Linked DNA regions of Homo sapiens: region 1 is linked to region 2. A link is an interaction called in ENCODE POLR2A ChIA-PET data of the cell type or tissue named here. Cell type or tissue: HCT116. All regions are shown on one strand. Links, peaks and the distances in the headings refer to the core of each region. The heading gives the core; the rest is flanking DNA.

What was found. Peaks named below come from ENCODE experiments on the same cell type or tissue, not always from the same donor. Only the 100,000 strongest peaks of a DNase experiment are listed, where the experiment ranks them.
Region 1: POLR2A ChIA-PET joins it to region 2 with 5 read pairs; 8 of 35 experiments call an interaction of 5 or more read pairs at or near these places.

Annotation. Positions count from the first base shown.
Region 1 is chr6:27,526,982-27,536,900 of GRCh38, forward strand. TRS-AGA3-1 (tRNA-Ser (anticodon AGA) 3-1) reads left to right here and starts at 5,227; the gene lies at 5,227-5,308. In HCT116, for the core only: no CTCF peak of the experiment used is centred there; DNase peaks (open chromatin) are centred at 5,340, 6,080 and 6,391; H3K4me3 peaks cover 1,840 bases; H3K27ac peaks cover 1,650 bases.
Region 2 is chr6:27,598,176-27,608,094 of GRCh38, forward strand. It overlaps TRL-CAA3-1 (tRNA-Leu (anticodon CAA) 3-1), which reads right to left and starts at 4,500; the gene lies at 4,394-4,500. TRL-CAA2-1 (tRNA-Leu (anticodon CAA) 2-1) reads right to left here and starts at 7,570; the gene lies at 7,463-7,570. RefSeq lists a cis regulatory region at 2,344-2,516 and an enhancer at 3,420-3,920. In HCT116, for the core only: no CTCF peak of the experiment used is centred there; a DNase peak (open chromatin) is centred at 4,436; H3K4me3 peaks cover 2,174 bases; H3K27ac peaks cover 1,564 bases.

The DNA of each region.
Region 1 (9,919 bases), core at 2,997-6,996, 70 kb before region 2:
TGCTTACATAGCCAGATAATCATTATTGTATGGCTTGTCACCCATGTTTTCAACTTAAAAACACATGAATCATCACACAAACATTTTACAACGTCATCCGCACCATAGAGATTTTTAAAACATCTATCTCAAGAACTCATATAAAAACCAGAAATTTTTAGCAATTATATGTCACTTTGTTTCAGAGACTCCTTGAGCACTCATACCACTCAAGCTGGGGTCCTCCTTGCCAGCTTGGCAGTGAGTAATATAGTTGTCAAATCACATTTTACCATCTGCTTTCACAGACCTCTTCTGATACCAGCTGTGAAAGTTTGGGATCGCTGGAAAGCAAACACTAAGATGCATTACAAGTGCAAGGGGTTATTGACAATAATGCCCATAACAATAAACAAAGAGGAGAAGGAAAGATGAATGCAGTAAGAGATTTCAGACCATGATGTGGGTCTGGCATGGGCAAAATTAGAGAAGGAAGAAAGTAGGATTGGGTAGAAAAACCCTGAGGTTTTGGCACAGCTCTGAGAAAGTCTCGTCCAGCTTTGGTATAGAAATTGCTCATAGATAAGACCCCAGTCAAGCGGAAATGGCCAGGCTTTAGCGTACACCCACTCTGCTCACCAAGAAGAAAACAACCTCAGTTTGAACACTGTAGAAGACGGTAAAAGTGCTGTAGCTGAAGATGGTAAAAGTGCCTTGGAGGCTGTCAGCTGACAGCATTTCTTGCAACTGAAAACAAGTTCTTCCTTGAAGGAAGATCTGAGCAGCGCACCTCCATGGCCACAGAAATTTTACAATACACATTTAATGATATTTCAGTATAGATAAAGATTATTTAAACAAATCTATTTACCTAAATGACAAATATAGAACACTACACTCAACTAAAAATATATATTATTTATTTATTAAAAGATATTGTATTGTGTATATTTGATGCTTACAACATGATGCTATGAAATATATGTAGATAGTAAAATGATTGTTCCAATGAGGCAAATTAACATGTATCATCTCACATAGTTACATTTTTTTTGGACAAAACATCTAAACTCTACTCATTTAACAAAAATCCCTAATATAATACAATTCAATTCACTAGAGTCTCCATGTTGTACATTAGCTCTCTAGACTTGTTCATGCTACATATCTGCTACTTCGTATCCTTTAACCTACATTACCCTATTTCTTTTCTCCTCAGCTACCCCTGGCAACCAATTTTTTATTCTCTCTGTATGTTTGACCTTTTTTTTTTTTTAAATATATATCCACATATAAGTAAGATCTCATAGTATTTTTCTTTCTATGTCTGGCTTATTTCATTGAGCATAATATCTTCCAGGGTCATCCATGTTGTGGCAAATGGTAGAATCTCCTTTTTTAAGGCTGAGTAATATTATACACACACACACACACACACACACACACACACACACACACACACACACACACACAGATTCTTTATCCATTAATCTATTGACAAACATAGTTTGTTTCCATATCTTGGCTATTATGAATAGTGCTTCAGTGAATGTGGGAGTACAGATGTCTTTTACGAGGTAGTAATTGTATCTCCTTTGGGTTTATATCCAGGAGAGGAATTGCTGGGTCATATGGTAGTTCTATGTTTAATTTCTTTAGAAACATCCATGCTGTTTTCCATAATGACTGCACAAATCTACATTCTCACCAACAGTGTACTAGGGTTCTCTTTTCTCCACACCCTTGCCAACATTTGTTGTCTCTTGTCTTTTTGATAATAGCCATCCTAACAGGTGTAAAGTTATATCTTATAGTGGTTTAATATTGCATTTTCCTGATGATTAATGTTGTTGAGCACATTTTCATATGCATATTGGCCCTTTTATGTCTTCTTTGAAGAAATTGTTCAGATCCTTTGCACATTTTTCATGAGACTGTAGTGCTGCCAGCTGTGCTCAGAAGGTAAGTCTCTTTGACCATTTTTTAATCAGGTTATTTGTTTTTCTGCTATGGAGTTATAAGTGTTCTTTATAAATTTTGAATATTAACTCCTTTTCCCCAGTCTGTAAGTTGCCTTTTTATTTTGTTGATTGTTTTCTTTGCTGTGCAGAAACTTTGTAGTTTGGTGTGGTCCCATTTATTTATTTTTGTTGTGTATCCTGGACATTTGGCATGATATCCAAAAAAATTATTGCCAAGGCCAATGACGAAGAGCTTTCCCCCTGTTTTCTTATGGAAGTTTTGTGTTCAGGTCTTACATTTAGGTGTTTTATCCATTTTGAGTTGATTTTTGTGTATGGTATAAGAGTCTAATTTCATTATTTTGCATGTGGAAATCCAGTTTTCCAAGCATCATTTATTGGAGATTCTTCTTCTTTTTTTTTTTTAATTCTCTATGTCTTTTTTTTAATTTTTTTTTTAATAGTATTTATTGATCATTCTTGGGTGTTTCTCGGAGAGGGGGATTTGGCAGGGTCATAGGACAATAGCGGAGGGAAGGTCAGCAGATAAACATGTGAACAAGGGTCTCTGGTTTTCCTAGGCAGAGGACCCTGCGGCCTTCCGCCGTGTTTGTGTCCCTGGGTACTTGAGATTAGGGAGTGGTGATGACTCCTAACGAGCATGCTGCCTTCAAGCATCTGTTTAACAAAGCACATCTTGCACCGCCCTTAATCCATTTAACCCTGAGTGGACACAGCACATGTTTCAGAGAGCACGGGGTTGGGGGTAAGGTTATAGATTAACAGCATCCCAAGGCAGAAGAATTTTTCTTAGTACAGAACAAAATGGAGTCTCCCCTGTCTACTTCTTTCCACACAGACACAGTAACAATCCGATCTCTCTTTCTTTTCCCCACATTTCCCCCTTTTCTATTCGACAAAACCGCCATCGTCATCATGGCCCGTTCTCAATGAGCTGTTGGGTACACCTCCCAGACGGGGTGGCGGCCGGGCAGAGGAGCTCCTCACTTCCCAGACGGGGCGGCCGGGCAGAGGCGCCCCCCACCTGCCAGACGGGGCGGTGGCCGGGCGGGGCCCCCCCCCCACCTCCCGGACGGGGCGGTTAGCCGGCCGGGGGCTGCCCCCGACCTCCCTCCCGGACGGGGCGGCTGGAGATTATTCTTTCCCCCATTGTGTCCTCTTGATGCCCTTATCAAAAATTAGTTGGCAGTATATGTTTGAGTTTTTTTCTGGGCTGTCTATTCTGTTGCATTGGTCTGTTTCTGTTTCTATTCAGGAATGATTATGCTGCTATCAGAACAATATGTCTTGATTATTTTAGCTTTATAATATAATTTTAAAGCAACAAGTGTGATGCCTCCAACTTTGTTTTTCTTTCTCAGTATTGCTATGGCTATTTGGTGCATGTGTGTGTGTGTGTGTGTGTGTGTGTGATTCCATATGAATTTTAGGATTATTTTTTCTACCTCTGTGAAGAATGTCCCTTTGGAATTTTGATAAGGACTGTACTGAATTTGTATATTGCTTTGGATGGCATGGACATTTTAACATTATTAACTATTCTAATTCATGAACATTGGATATCTTTCCATTTATTTATGTTGTCATTAATTTCTTTCAACATTTTATAGTTTTCAGTGTAAAAATCTTTCATCTCCTTGGTCAAATTTATTCCTAAGTATTTTATTTTTTGATGCTATCATAAGTGAGATTGTTTTCTTGATTTGTTTTTCAGTTAGGTCATTATGTTTATATAGAAATGCTACTGATTTTTTTATGTTGATTTACATATTATTTTTAAATACCCTTGGTGGGCCCTAATGCAAGTCTTTAAAAATGTACAAGGATTGAAATGACACAGAATATATTCTGTGGGCCCAGCATAATAAAAATAAAATCAATATCAGAAATAAAATGGAAAACCCCAAAATGTTACTAAATGAAAAAACACTCATCCAAAGCCATAGCTTAAAGAAATCACATTTAGTTAAAATGAAAGATAAAATAAGATATATAAAAATTTGTGTAATGCAGCTAAACTGTGCCCAAAGTCTAATTTATAGTTCTACTTGCATATATTAGAATAAAGATGTTTCAATATTTGATGTTAAAGCTTTTTTCTCAATAATTTAGAGGAAAAGAGCAAATTAAAATGTTAGAAACAAGATTATAAAAAGATAGAACACACACACACACAAACAAACAGAGAATATCAACAAAGCCATAAACAGGCATTTAGGGATGATTGACAAAACTATTGTTCTAAATCAAGGATTGTTCAACAAAACGAAGAGAAAACAGAAAATACTAATACCAGGAATAAATATAGGATAACATTACATTTTAGTATATAGACATCAAGAATATACTAAGAATACAGTATGAACAATGTTTTGTAAATAGATTTGACAATTTAGGACAGATTTCCTTCAAGAGATGATTTACCAAAACTGACAGAATAAGGAATTAAGACCTTGAGTTTACTCCTCATCTCTCTTTCTTCTACCTGGAAACCACACTAAGTGAGTAAATCTACTTTTTGTTTCCCAGAATCGTTAGTGAAGCTCAGATAAGCATTCAAAGGGCATTTAAATAAGTGGGGACTTAAAAAAGAAAAAAAAAAGGTAGTAAAAATCTACCTTTGATTTGAGATGCAGGGGGAGTCCTTTACTGGAGGTCAAAGGGGGAGTTGTCAAGGGGAAAAGATGAAGTTTCTTAGAGGCAATACCAGGCTCTCAAACTGACAATAAGTGGATTTCTAGTGTATCCTCTTACTAAGTGTAGCCTCTTACTGGGCTACCACTGAAATACTAGTGCATTTCCTTTCAGTAAATAGAAGTGCATCTCATTCCTTTTATCAATTGCAGAATCTTCCATTATATGGATCTTCCAAAATTTATTTTAAAAGTCAAACATCGATGGCCATTTGAGGTTGTTCAAATCATTGCTATAACTCAAAATTCTGCAGCAAATGTTAGAGCTTGTCGCAATTGTTGCGGGTGTTTCCTGGAACACCATCAGAAGCGGATGGAGCAGGAAGCTTGGTCTCTGGGAATGCCTCCCCGCGTAGTCTCCTTCCATCAAAACATCAGAATAAGGGGTCCTCCTAGGTCCGAGGATAAAGTGTTACTTGTCAGTTTACCACAACAGCATGATAGTCATCTAACTGATGTCAAAAAATAAGAAACATTGACAGCGAATACACTTTTTGGCAGAAAATTTGACCTTTCCAAGGGAGCTAAAGTTCAGTACAGTGACTTATGCTAATGGACAAAGTGTCCTTCACGTAGTCGTGGCCGAGTGGTTAAGGCGATGGACTAGAAATCCATTGGGGTTTCCCCACGCAGGTTCGAATCCTGCCGACTACGGTCCCTTTCTTGTTGGAAAGGGAGTCTACTGACACCTTGCCAGATTGAAAGTCCGGTGTCTTGCCAGGTTGAAAGTCTGTTATTGTCTCTCAGGAAGAAGCTTGCTTGTTCCAACCTGTAGGCTTTTCCTCTTTATGGACCCACTAAAAATACTCCATGTCTCTGAAACAATGAGGAAAAGTCATACAAAAAAAAGTACTTCTATCACAGTCGTATTATTGATGTTTTCCTTTGCCCTAAGAAGAGCTCAGGGTGATGTTTTTCTGTTTCCTGAAACAGATGCCCCATTTTGAAGACAGCTTTCCTTAGAGAAAAAAATTGCTAGGAGTGTTTGTGTCTCACAGAATTGTCCCCTTATTAGGGATCTTCTCCAGTCAAGCAAATGCCCTGGTTTAACGTAGAAAAGGAAATTCCAGGAAATCCATGATCAAATACAAGAGAAAGTGGCACACAGGCATGGTCACCAAGATGAGAATCTATATTGGGCATTTATAAGCAAACCACTACATAATAAAAGATTATTGAGTAAAGCAATTTTTTACATAACCCAATTAAAAAAAAATCAACCATGTCAAGTGGAGTGGCCTGTCCTGGGGTCCAGGACAGTGGTGAAGCAAGAGTGACTAAAACCGAGGTGAGGTTGCGATTATATCCTGAGCACAGAAAGAGCCCCAGCTCAGATGCAGAATCTCATTGTGATGAACAATTATGGGTTAACGCATTGACCAAAAGAATGTTGACCACAGCTGAGTATCTTCCTAGGAATTCCTAGGGGAATTCACGCATCACTGCCTTGGCAGCTTAAGTGGAGCTTGTCCTCACCTCTCTTCTGCAAATCTTCAAAGAGTTGTGATTTATTTTACCTCATCCAAGAATGATTCTAATATTTTTTCATAAACAGAGTGCCGGCCCTGTTCATTGATAAAATACCAGATCCTTTCTTCTTTTATGTGTCTCTTTAGAGCACTGCATTTCAAAATTAGTGGGGCAGTGAGAGTAAACTGCCACAAATCCTCTACTGAGCAGTGCAGGCAGGAGGAACAAGACTTGTCTCAGTGTACGGAGATTCAGGTTTCCAGAGGAGGAGCCTGATCAGTTCTCCTACCCTCTCCCACATCCAGCATGCAGGTTCCTTTGATTCGGAAAAACAATCTAATAGAATTCTAGAATGTGAAAGCTAATGAAATGCTAAAGCCCTTTTGAGGAAATAATTCCTAATAGTAGAGTTAAGTATTCCATCTGACATATATGATCAGAAATTGAAAATATAAATTTGTTCAAAAAGATATCTTAAATGGGTGGGCGCAGTGGCTGACGCCTGTAATCTCAGCACTTTGGGACACCGAGGCAGGTGGATCACCTGCAGTCAGGAGTTCAAGACCAGCCTGACCAACACGGAGAAACCTCGTCTCTACTAAAAACACAAAAATTAGCCGGGCATAGTGGCGTGTGCCTGTGATCTCAGCTACGTGGGAGGGTGAGGCAGGAGAATCGCTTGAACCCCAGAGATGGAGGTTGCAGTGAGCCGAGATCGCGCTGCTGCACTCCAGCCTGGGGGACAAAGCAAGACTCCGTCTTAACAATGATAACAACAGAAACATATCTTAGAGAGGAGTGTTGGTAGCATAAATAGGAGCTTCTCTCCTTCTGGATGCTTTTTTCTGGAAAGCCCATGCAGACTCAAGTTCAGGTTCTGGGGCTGGAGCAGAGATCTTGAGCAAGGATTGATCTTACAGAATTTTGCCTTGTAGAAGAACAGCATTTGATCTAGTTTCTGAATAATGCCATCGAGTTCTAGAAGGGTTTTGTTTTGTTTTGTTTTGTTTCTCTTCCTACTACTAAGGAAGAGAAAAGATGTCTTATAGACAAGAACGTAACATGGAAAACGAGACACACTGATGGACAGTGTCATGAAAACCAGTGTTACAGTCAGTGCAGAAAAATAAGGAAACACAGTATGGTGCCCATAGTAAATAATACTGTAGTGTATATCTCTTTAAAAAAATTTCTTAATTGAAATAGAGATGAGGTCTCCCTGTGTTGCCCAGGCTGGTCTCAAACTTCTGGCCTCAAGTGATCCTCTCACCTTGGCCTCCCAAAATGCTGTGATTACAGGCATGAGGCACCTTGCCCAGCCACATAGTGTATATTACAAAATAAACAGACAAGAATGTTCTCACCACAAAGAAATGATAAGTGTTTGAGATGTATATGCTAAATACCATGATTTGATCATTATACAATGTATAAATGTAACAAATCATCACACTGTACTCTGTAAATATGTATAATTATTATGTGTCAATTAAAAACAAGATTAAAAAATAAAAAATAAAGTGAAACCACTGTTCCCTTCTGTGAATTCTTGGCTACTAAAAAATTGTCAATAAATCATGAACATGTAAAATTAATACAAAAATAAATAAAACAGGTGCATGTTTACCTAAAGCAAATAACTTTCAAGGCCTTGCCTGTCCCATACTGCTAAGGGTATTGTCAAACTTATTTTTATTTTTTTCTTTCATATTTTTTATATTTTGAGAACAAACAGTACCGCTTTAGGGATCTAGTTCTATAAGCTGACTTTTCATTGCTCCATCTTCAAAGCTCACAGAATAATGGAAGACACTCTCCGGTTTTATTTGTCTTCCACCTCAACTGTGGACTCCCTCACTGCTTGCTTGATTTTCACTAGAGGGGCTCATGAATCAGACCATGGCTTCACATGTCATTTCCTCAACTGCCTGGTTGTTCCTGCCTTTTTTTCTTTTCTGTTCTTTTCTTTTTTTTTTTTTTTTGAGATGGAGTGTTGCTCTGTTGCTAGGCTGGAGTGCAGTGGCGCAATCTCAGCTCACTGCAACCTCGGCCTCCCAGGTAAGCGATTCTCCTGCCTCAGGCTCCCTAGTAGCTGGGACTACAGGCGCGCACCACCACGCCCAGCTAATTTTTGTATTTTTAGTAGAGACAGGGATTCACCATGTTGGCCACGATGGTCTCAATCTCTTGACCTCGTGATCCTCCCGCCTTGGCCTCCCAAAGCGCTGGGATTACAGTGTTCCTGCTTTTGAGTGTGATGATGTCAAGATAAAAGGACATCACCCTTAAAGGGAAAGCATTAGAGAAAGAGCCATGGAAAACACAGAGTTTAAAATACTATTCTCATATTTCAGGTTTTATGGAGAGTTCTTTTCTAAAATAGTTTGAAACTTACTTGGGAACAGTGTTCTGTGATCCGAACTGCTAGGCAGCTCCTACAGGGTCCTTCCAAGCTCTGCTGCAAAAAAAAAATTTCCTTGGTACCAAGAAGAATAGAAGATATACCAAGAACTGATCATTATTGTACCATCAATGGCAAAGGAAAGGTAGGAGAGAGTAGCCATCCCAGATTGTTACCCTAAAGGGCAGTGGGGAGAAGCAAATGGCTTTTACTAGAGTAAAGAATCACAGGTCTCAGAATTTGACCCTACCCAGCTGGACTCCAGTGTATGCCATAGCCATGATGCAAAGACGATTTTATTGCATTGTAAATTTTCAACTGTTAAAGGAGGCATTTCCAAGTGTTCAACTGTCTGTGACTGTTTGGAAAAAAACCTATGCTGCAAAAAGAAATTTGTATTCTGTGATTCGATGGATAGTGGTCACCGGTTTAACAGAAGAAAATGTCACTGTCTTCCCTCCCCTACCCCACTTCTTGACCTTCACCCCCACACCCCAGGGAGAGTCCATACATCCCTTCAGAGCACCTTGGCCCACTTGCCCACTTGGAGGGAGACAGTAGAAAGAAGACGTTCTGGTAAGTGGGATTTTTTAAAAAGCTGATATTAAACAAAGGAGTTTAATCATTCTTACCCACAGACTCAAAGAGAAAAACATATAAAGATCAATTTTAACATTAGTTTTAGGTTACAGTGAATTTTAAATTTAATTCTGACATGCTTACAACCATCACCTTCTACACAGGATAGGCTCTGGACTCTCTGCAATCAATATATAAATAGGTTTGATCTAGCAAATCAAGGAAACATTATTCTACATAAATACAGACCAAGAATGTAGAGAAGGAAAAGAATTTCTCCAATAGAAATTTAAAAACTAGAGAAATTTAAAATTGCAACATGAGGAATACAATTTTCTCTCCTTCAGTAATTGAACTGCCTCCTCAGACCTAGTAATAGCTAGTGGCCCTGTGGGCAGCCACTTGACTGGCTTAGAGCTGTTCTAACAGAGAATATAACTTAGAAGGAGGACAAAGAATGAGATGAGTAAGAATTTGGACTAAAACAATCAGCAGATTCAAGTAAGGCAATATACTAAACTAGGTTCTTACTGTGAACTAAACATTCAATTAGGAGCTCTGAGAAGGTCATTCTTTCTATAAATAGTAGAAAACAGGCGGGACGCAGTGGCTCATGCATGTAATCCCAGCACTTTGGGAGGCCAAGACGGGTGGATCACCTGAGGTCAGAAGTTCAAGAGCAGCCTGGCCGACATGGTGAAACTCCCGTCTCTACTAAAAATATAAAAAATTAGCCAGGCGTGTTGGCGGGCGCCTGTAATCCCAGCTACTTGGGAAGCTGAGGCAGGAGAATTGCTTGAACTCAGGAGACGGAG
Region 2 (9,919 bases), core at 2,296-6,295:
GAAAATATATTGCTACTGCTGTCTACCCTAAAAGACATCTTTACAAGTGAAAGCTTCAAAAATTTCCCCGAAAAGATTAATATGGAGTTAGTTACTTGAATCAAATTCTGGGCTCTTTAATAACCTTGAGAATATCTCTGGTCTGCTAGATTTTGACCATCTCAACTGACTGGCACATTGTATTGAGCCTAAGAAATACCTTATTTGGACTTTGTGGATTTTGGAGTCCCTTTACACTACATAATACAGCTGACATTTTAAATAAAAATAATCAAGTAGGGAGATATAGAAGAAAGATTTAGAACAAAAGTAAAATAATACATTCATTTTTATTCATGTTGGAAATATAAAGAGTCCATTAGAAAGAATGTAAACCAAGGAAAGCATAAAAGATTTTTAAATGTTCCGCCCGACGTCAAATATTAAAATTAAATATCTACACACCTAGTTGTATAAATTGGCAAACTGAAGACCAAGGTCAGAACTAAATAACCTCCAAAGAAACAAACAAACAAACAACAAGACTCCATCTCCTTTAACAATCTCCCATGTTTACTTCAAAGCAACTTTTATAACATGTCATATGTGTCAGAAAGAATTGTCAGACTTAAAAATCGACAACAGAAATTACTGGGTCCTTCCTTTCAGTGACGTGCTTGGCATTGTCTGGCAGACCCTCTAGCAAGTGTCTGATTTTTTTAGAGCTATGCATCTTTGACTTTCTATTCACTAGGCTAAGCTCTGTGATGGTAGAAGTTAAGTTATAGAAAAGTGATAATAACGCAAGTGATTCATGTTTACATTAACCCTAAGATTTTACTCAGTTGAGATACAATTTTCAGCCTTTCTATTGTGTGTTGTTTGTTCTTCAAATTCATCTTTGAAGGGGTTTTCTCAGTTGACTTAGTAATTAGTGAGATATATGAAATCTTAAACACTACATTCATGTTATATTTGTATGAAAGTCAGGTTTTCGGCTTTTCATGTGACTGACAACACCAGTACATTTTGGGAGCTCAAAAGAGGACGAAAGAAGTCCTGACAGGGAAGTCAAATGCTGGATGACGAGCACATGATGGGGTGTGAGGTATAAGTTTGAAAGATTTTAATTGTCAGAGAAAAAGGTACTCCGAGCACATTTTCTGAAGTGTTTGGAAGGTAGGACACCTTGGTCCAGAAATGGCGATGGAGCAGAGAATTTGAGTTGTTGCAAATCGGTAAAAATGCCCGAGGCAGTAAATAGAAATATGAAGCTGAATGGTCTCTTGAGTAACTGCTCAAATTCTTTTTAATCCCCAAAAGATTTTTTAAGTTTTTTTTTTTTTTTTTTGAGACGTAGTCTTGCCCTGTGGCCCAGGCTGGAGTGCAATGGCGCGATCTCGGCTCACTGTAGCCTCTGCCTCCCGGGTTCCTGTGATTCTCCTGCCTCAGCCTCCCGAGTAGACTAGCTGGAATTACAGGCGCACGCCACCACACTTGGCTAATTTTCGTAATTTTGTAGAGACAGGGTTTCACCATGTTAACTAGGCTGGTCTCGAACTCTTGACCTCAGGTGATTCGCCAGCCTCAGCCCCCCAAAGTGCTGGGATTACAGGCGTGAGCCACCGCGCCCGGCCAATACCCAAAGAATTTTGAAGAATTTTCCCTACATTTGCAGATGAAGAAAAGTTTCACAAATGATCTAAATAATATAAAACACCACACATTTTACTTTCGGAAGTGATGGAGCTGGAATTTAAACACATATATCTGATTCAAGAGGCTTATGTTTGCTACTATTGCACATTGCCTTTAAAACAATGCTGTGTTTGGCCGGGCGCGGCGGCTCACGCCTGTAATCCCAGCATTTTGGATCCAGACGCGACGGGATCACTGGAGACCAGGCTGCTCAAGGTGGTGAATCCCCGTCGGGTTTTAGCTGGGCGTGGTGGTGGCACCCTGTAATCTCAGCTACTCGAGAGGCTGAGACAAGAGAATCACTTGAACCCTGGAGGCGGAGGTTGCAGTGAGCCGAGATCGCACCACTACCCTACAGCCTGAACGACAGAGCGACACTGTCTCAAAATAATAATAATAAACAACAGTTAAATATGAACAGGGAGGTGGGCTCCAGGCTGGCCTCCATCTCTGGCACACCCAGGAAGGGGGCCATGACTGTTGTAACACATCAGCCGCATTTGAGACTTCAAGAGCCCTTGGACCCTTCTTGCAGTTGAACTTATCTGGCTCAAGCAGGAACTAACACCACAAGGGACTTTCCACCCCAAGAAGGCAAGAGGAGTATAGTTTGCTCCAGTTTTGCTTGCCCCAAAAGTAACCTTTTGCTCATTATAATAGTAAAAAACATACCCTTGGGTGGAGATTTAAGATGTTAATGAGACATGCAATGGATGTACTAGCATGTATAGCCACAGCGCATGTGCACCCAGAGGATCACCCAAAACATGCTTACTAGTCACACCTCCTCCTGCCTGCCACTTTTTGAATAAACATATAAGACTCCCGGCCGGGTGCGGTGGCTCACGCCTGTAATCCCAGCACTTTGGGAGGCCGAGGCGGGCGGATCACAAGGCCAGGAATTGGAGACTAGCCTGGCCAAGATGGTGAAACCCCGTCTCTATTACAAATACAAAAATTAGCCGTGTGTGGTGGCGCTTTCCAGTAGTCCCAGCTATTCCGGAGGCTGAGGCAGGAGAATTGCTTGAGCCTGGCAGGCGGAGGTTACAGTGAGCCGAGATTGCACCACTGCACTCCAAATAAATAAATAAATAAAATAAAAATAAAATTAAAAAAGAATCCCAAAAAGGGGATTGCCCCAGTGCCAGCTGGCGCTGTCTCATCTTCAAGAAGCCTGCTCTGACTCAGCTTTCAGTGTACTTTCGTTTTTGCAATAAACTGCCTTAAGGTGTTATCTTCGTTGTTGTTTGTCTCTTGCTTAAATTCTTTTAACCAAAAAACAAGAACGGAGGACTTTGCACTTCCCGGTAACATTTGAAGTTCTCCATTTGAAGACCAAAAACAAAAACAACAGCAACAAAAAACAATTCACCCCTGATCGTTGGGTACATAAAATAGGATCTTGCAATAGCTGTTTGCCAGTACATTCGAGTATGTTTGGATTGTCTTCTGCGTGTATGTTCGTTGTTTCATTTCTGTAGGAAATGAAGTTTCTGAAAGCTGCTAATTTGGGGCAGTAATTGAAAACATTACTACGGAACAGAATGGAAAGTAAATATTGGATGTATGTCTCCCACCTTAACAAAACGAGGGATTTGTAAAAAAAAAAAAAAAAAAAAAAAAAAAAAAAAAAAATATATATATATATATATATATATATATTACTCGGTAGAGTTTTAAATCAAGACGAAGATCTCTCTGTTCATCCATCATGGTCTTATATTTCTCTTACATGCGTCCCGTAATAACCTACATCCTGTCCCTTCACTTCACATCCCTTCTCCCATCACCAAAGAAAGAATCAAAGGGGGTCTAGATAAGCGAGGGAGAGGAAGAACGGGGAAACATGGAAAGAAGAAAGGCGGGAGGGGGTGGGGGGAAGTGGTGGTGGTGGTTTGACCTTGAGGAAGGAAACCAGACGATTGTGCAATAATACTCCAGCCTATCGCATACCCTCGCAGAAACCATTAAGATGCTGAAAATAATTATACAGGGAATACGTAAGTCCCACTCACGGGCTTGTTAAGTTAAAATGTGGTCGGAAGCATTGGGGAAAGCTCCTGAAAGGTGGTAGTTGCAAAATGGTTTTGGTAAAATCTACATCTCAAGCCCTTTTCTCCTGTTTTTGTTTGTTTTAGACACGATCTCGCGCTGTCGCCCTGGCTGGAGTGCAGTTGCGCGATCATACAGCTCACTGAAGCTTCGCGCTCCTGGGCTCAAGTGATCAAGCCATTCTCCTACCCAGGTAGCTGGGACTACAGGCGCGCGCCACCAAGCACCGCTCATTTTTTCTATAGACGGGGTGGAACTCCTGGGCTCAAACAATCCTCCCCGCTTAGTCCCCTAATCCTAGTGGTTTTTTGCTTTTTTTTTTTTTTTTTTTTTTCCTCTTGGCTTTTTGAGAGGGAGTCTTGCTTGGTCGCCTGGGCTGGAGTGCAATGGCATGATCTCGGCTCACTGCAACCTCCGCCTCCCGGGTTTAAGCGATTCTCCTGCCTCAGCCTCTCAAGTAACTGGGATTACGAGCACCCACAACTACTCCCAGCTAATTCTTGTATTTTTAGTAGAAATGGGGTTTCGCCATGTTGGCCAGGCTGGTCTCGAACTCCTGACCTCAGGTGATCCACCTGTCTTGGCCTCCCAAAGTGCTGAGATTACAGGTGTAAACCACGGCACCCAGTCCCCCAATCCTAGGATTAAAGGGGCAAAATAGCTGTGTCAGAAGTGGGATTCGAACCCACGCCTCCATGCGGAGACCAGAAGCCCCAAACCTGGGAAGTAGCAACTTGAGTCTGGCGCCTTAGACCACTCGGCCATCCTGACACGCACTGTTACTCCTTAAGTTTCATTATGTAACTCGTAGTCAGCAGACGCTGACTCCGACAAAGGAGGAAAAGACCTCGGATGGGTGGCGTACGCTCCTGGTTTTCACAACGGTATTTATTATTTTGCCCGGTGCTATTCTAAATGATGCTAAACATAGCATCATCAAAATACCTTATGTTGCTATCTTTCGGGTTAATTCAGAAATGAAACAATAGGGAAAGTGGCAAATACTCAGAACAGTGCTTCCTAAGTTACCATCTGGCTCCGTAACAGTTTCCTGGCTAGAGGGACCCTCAAAGCTCAGTATTCAGCGTCCTAAGCAGGTGCTTTGTAGAGAGAAACAAAAGTCATGCAATATTTTTATTTTTACTTTTCCGGTTCCCCCACCTAGCCCAAAATACACTGTGAATACTTTGAAGCAGAAATAAAATCAGTAACAGAAAAATGAACTGCCCCAATTCAAAAGAATGGTTGGAAAAGATGAAGGTGGAGAATGGAGAAAAATAATTAATAATTTTATCATTTTAAGAGGTTCCTGGAGCAAGAAAGGGTGGTAGGTGCTTGTGAATGTGCAGAGGTGAGAAGAGTGAAAAAGTGGAATTAATCATGGAGGCGGGTAAGAAAGGAAGAAGAGGCGTCAGGTTTGGAGAGGTAAATTAATCAAACTATCCATGGCTCATTTTTGTTATCGGTCAATGAAATCTTTCTCTTTCTCTCTCTCTTTTTCCTTTACTGTTATGTTGTTTTTCTTTGTCATGCCCACCATACAGCCCTTTCCTCTCTCCCAACATACAGGCACCCTCTCTAAAATATTTAAAATTATTATTTTTGAGACAGAGTCTGACTCTGTCACCCAGGCTGGAGTGCAGTGGCGCGATCTCGGCTCGTTGCAGCCTCCACCTCTTGGGTTCAAGCGATTCTTGTGCCTCAGCCTCCCGAGTAGCTGGGACTACAGGCGCGCGCTACCATGCCTGGCTGATTTTTTTTGTATTTTTAGAAGAGACAGGGTTTCACCACGTTGGCCAGGCTGGTCTCGAACTCCTGACCTCAAGTGATCCGCCCGTCTAGGCCTCCCAAAGGGGCGGGACTACAGGCGTGAGCCACCGCGCCCGGCCTATTATTATTATTATTATTATTGTTTGAGATGGAGTTTTACTCTGTCTCCTATGCTGGAGCGCAGTGGCGCCATCTTGGCTCACTGCAACTTCTGCCTCCCAGGTTCAAGCGATTCTCCTGCCTCAGCCTTCAAGTAGTTGGGATTACAGGCGCGTCCCACCACGCCCAGCTAATTTTTGTGTTTTTGGTAGAGATGGGGTTTCGCTATATTGGCCAGGCTGGTCTCGAACTCCAGACCTCAAGTGATTCTCCCACCTCGGCCTCCCAAAGTGCTGGGATTACAGTCGTGAGCCACCGCGCCCGGACAAAATTATAATAAACTATCCTTGAAAAATACGTTGTTGATTTGCGTGATTTAAATCCTAACTTCTGGCCGGGCGTGGTGGCTCACGCCTGTAATCCCAGCACTTTGGGAGGCCAAGGCGGGCGGATCACGAGGTCAGGAGATCAAGACCATCCTGGCTAACACGGTGAAACCTGTCTCTACTAAAAATACAAAAAATTAGCCGGGCGTGATGGTGGGTGCTTGTAGTCCCAGCTACTCCGGAGGCTGAGGCAGGAGAATGGCGTGAACTCGTGAGGTGGAGGTTGCAGTGAGCCGAGATTGCGCCATGGGACTCCAGCCTGGGCAAGGGAGCAAGACTCCATCTCAAAAAAAAAAAAAAAAATAAATCCTAACTTCTTTTCTTTTACTCAACACGGTTTGAAAAATCCACTCATCCTGCTACATGTACACCTGCTTGGTCACTTGTGGCTGCTGCATAGTATGAAAACCATAGGCAGTATACCTGATGGACATCTAGGTTGCCTCTAACAATCTGCTACCTCAAAATGCTAGAAGGACTGTACTTGGCAAGGTCAATCATGGAGCTGAGCTGGAATTTCACTGAGGTGGATTCCTAGAAGTGGAATTGCTGGGTAATAATTTAAAAGTTATACAGGAGGATAACCCAGGTAATGTTAATATTGCAAAAAAAACCTAAGACCCTGATTTTCAGCCCAAGATTTCAATCTATGTATACTTCATATAATGCAATTTTTATCTTCAAAAACAAGAGACAGAAAGGATATCCAAATCAGATAATTCTGAGAAGCAATCTCAGAAGAAGCTTTAAACTTAGTTTCTTTTTAACAGGATGATTATTTCTTTTGTTATTGATGACCCAAACTTGTTTTCAGCAGTGTCATAATCTTGAGGGTTCTTTCCTCTTAGGTTTTAGAGGTAACCTAGGAAATCTTTTGGTAGAAGTTTGTAACAGATTATTTTACGTGTGCAGAAAAGCAGTGAAGATTTTAGTCACTGATCAGTTGACTGATCAGTTGAACGGCTAAGGAAAAGAACTGGGTGTTACCGTCGTTGCTAGAGCGGTGTGAGTTTACGACAGTTGCTGGTCAGATCAATGTCCGACTCCCCTTTCAGAGAGACAGACGATATACAGGAATCTGGAACATTCCTACAGGGCTCTCTGAGAACGGAGACCTTTTTCTCGTGCCTTTTTTCTTTTCTTTTCTTTTTTTGTTTGTTTAATTTTTATGTTAGCGGATTCACAGACCAATAGATGGAAATCCGCTGCTTACTTTCTCGCAGGAGAAAATGATCTCCAACAGTGCTGCGGGACTGCGTCCAAATGGCACTGAAAATATCCCAGGATTCTGTAAATGTGGGGTTTTCCTTTGTCGATTGGTTTGATGTAAGAGAGATGCCTCTCTCTTTGCGAGACCCTGTTTGGCGAACATCGGTTGGGGAGGGAAATCTTGGAGGTAGAAACGGCTGAACTATTGTGGCATTCCTTGGCGAAACTTTCGGTACAAATCTGGTAGGGAAAAACAAAAGATCAGGCTGTGTCAGAAGTGGGATTCGAACCCACGCCTCCATACGGAGACCAGAAGACCCGAACACAGGAAGCAGTAAGCTTGAGTCTGGCGCCTTAGACCACTCGGCCATCCTGACACTGTGACAAAAATCCTTGAAACTATACATGATGAGTAATCACGGCTTACGGCTCGCCTTCTGGCTGAATCCCAGCCGCAAAAGTTCTCTCTGGAATTTGCCCGACTAAACAGGAGCTCCGAACTCACTGATTACAGAATGGAAAGGTAGAAGAATACAACTGTTAGTGCGGAATTGAATAATTCTTACAGTACTGGAGACCAAGATGGGAATTGAGGAACAAGATATGAAGGAGACGTTTCCACGTCACCTCTCCCCTTCCTCCAGTAACTCCCCGCTCTCGGCCCTGCCCTCTCCCTCTGACCCAGGCCTCCTGACTCGCATAGACCTCTGCTTACGACCCTGACCCTGTGGGGTCACTTTGCTCTTTGTGACTTAAGTCCTGATGCAGTAGCTCCAACTTGATGCTGCCCCAGGGCCAGTGGGAACTTTTCTGGACAAGAGGAGGCCATAGCAACAGAGTGGGGCTGTTCTGTACATGGATTTCTAGGCATTCCCCCTTCTCCTCAGACTATCCGAACTGTGATTTCACCACCGGAAGTCATCCTTACATGTTTCATTTCGTTACACAGTTCAGTAAACATCACTGTCTTCTGCCCTGTAGGGTCGCCTATGCTCTATAGTGATAATCCTGTCTCTCCTCTCTCTAGAGCTCTCAGATGCTTTTCTGCAAATATTACCCACTGTGGGAGGCAACAGCTATTTCTTTTTTGAGACGAAGTCTCGCTCTTGTCCCCCAGTCTGGAGTGCAATGGCGCGATCTCGGCTCACTGCAACCTCCGCCTCCTGGGTTCAAGCGATTCTCCTGCCTCAGCCTCCCGAGTAGCTGGGATTACAGGTGCGTACCACCACGCCCAGCTAATTTTTTGTATTTTAAGTAGAGACGGGGTTTAAACATGTTGGCCAGGCTGGTCTCGAACTCCTGACCTCAGGTGATCCACCCGCCTTGGCCTGCCAAAGTGCTGGGATTACAGGGGTAAGCCGCCGCGCCCGGCCGGCAACAGTTATTTCTAAAGATAAGAGTGTACATTTTATGACTGAAAAATACGTTTCTAGGACTGTGAAAATGAAATCATCAAAAAAAAAAAAAAAAGAAAAGAAAGAAAAAGAAAAAGAACCTTGTTGCAATGGTTTTTCTAGGATTGAACTGTGAAAGAGAGAAACAATTTAAAATTCTAGTAGCAAGGAGTGCCACTGAGTTTCTATAATTAAACTATAAGGGCCTAAACGGATGGTACACAAATTTGAAGAATCTCGCTCTATTGCCCAGGCTGGAGTGCAGCGGCGCAACCTCGGCTCACCGCAACTTCCGCCTCCCAGGTTCAAGCAATTATCTTGCCTCAGCCTCCCGAGTAGCTGGGATTACAGGCGCCTGCCACCATGCCCTGCTAATTTTTGTATTTTTAGTAGAGATGGGGCTTCACCACGTTGGCCAGGCTGGTCTCAAGAGATCCGCCCACCTCGGCCTCCCAAAGTGCTGGGATTACAGGCGTGAGCCACCGCGCCTGGCCTGGAGAGTTATCATTTTTAAATTTGTAATTTCCTCATCTGTTACTCTAAAATTAAACGGGAAACATCTCTTTTTAAAATTGGATTACTGTTTGTAGATTTTAATCTTTTCAATGCAACTATACTTTTCCTATATACTAAGTGCAATTCAATCATATGCAAAATTGGCAGTATATATTTTAATATATGCACATGTTGAATATTTGCACTAGTAGTTCCCTATTCCTGTTGAAGTCTATGTATACATTTTCTGTGGAAATGAAAACCTCTAAATGTAGGTTAAAAATATTTGAGATAGACCGGGTGGGGTGGCTCACGCCTGTAATCCCAGCACTTTGGGAGGCCGAGGTGGGTGGATCACCTGAGGTCAGGAGTTCAAGACCAGCCTGGCCAACATGGTGAATCCCCATCTCTACTTAAAAAATACAAAAAATTAGCTGGGCATGGTGGTACGCACCTGTAATCCCAGCTACTCGGGAGGCTGAGACAGGAGAATCGCTTGAACCCAGGAGGCGGAGGTTGCAGTGAGCCAAGATCGTGCCATTGCACTCCAGACTGGGGAGCAAGAGCGAGACTTCGTGTCAAAAAAAAAAAAAAAAAAATTGGGATACCTGACAGTGAATAATATAAAAATGTAATGTGAATCTGAAATTGCAACTGAAATATGTCTTAATCCAATTGTCTTTTATACACTGCTTCTTGTGAGGCACAGTATAGTCAATGTTTCATGAACTTCTGGGCAGTATATTTTCTAAAAACCTCCTTAATATTTATTTTATTTTCTCTAATCTTTCTTTACAAGTTAGGAAGAAATTGAATCTGAAGTGATAGGGGCTTCTG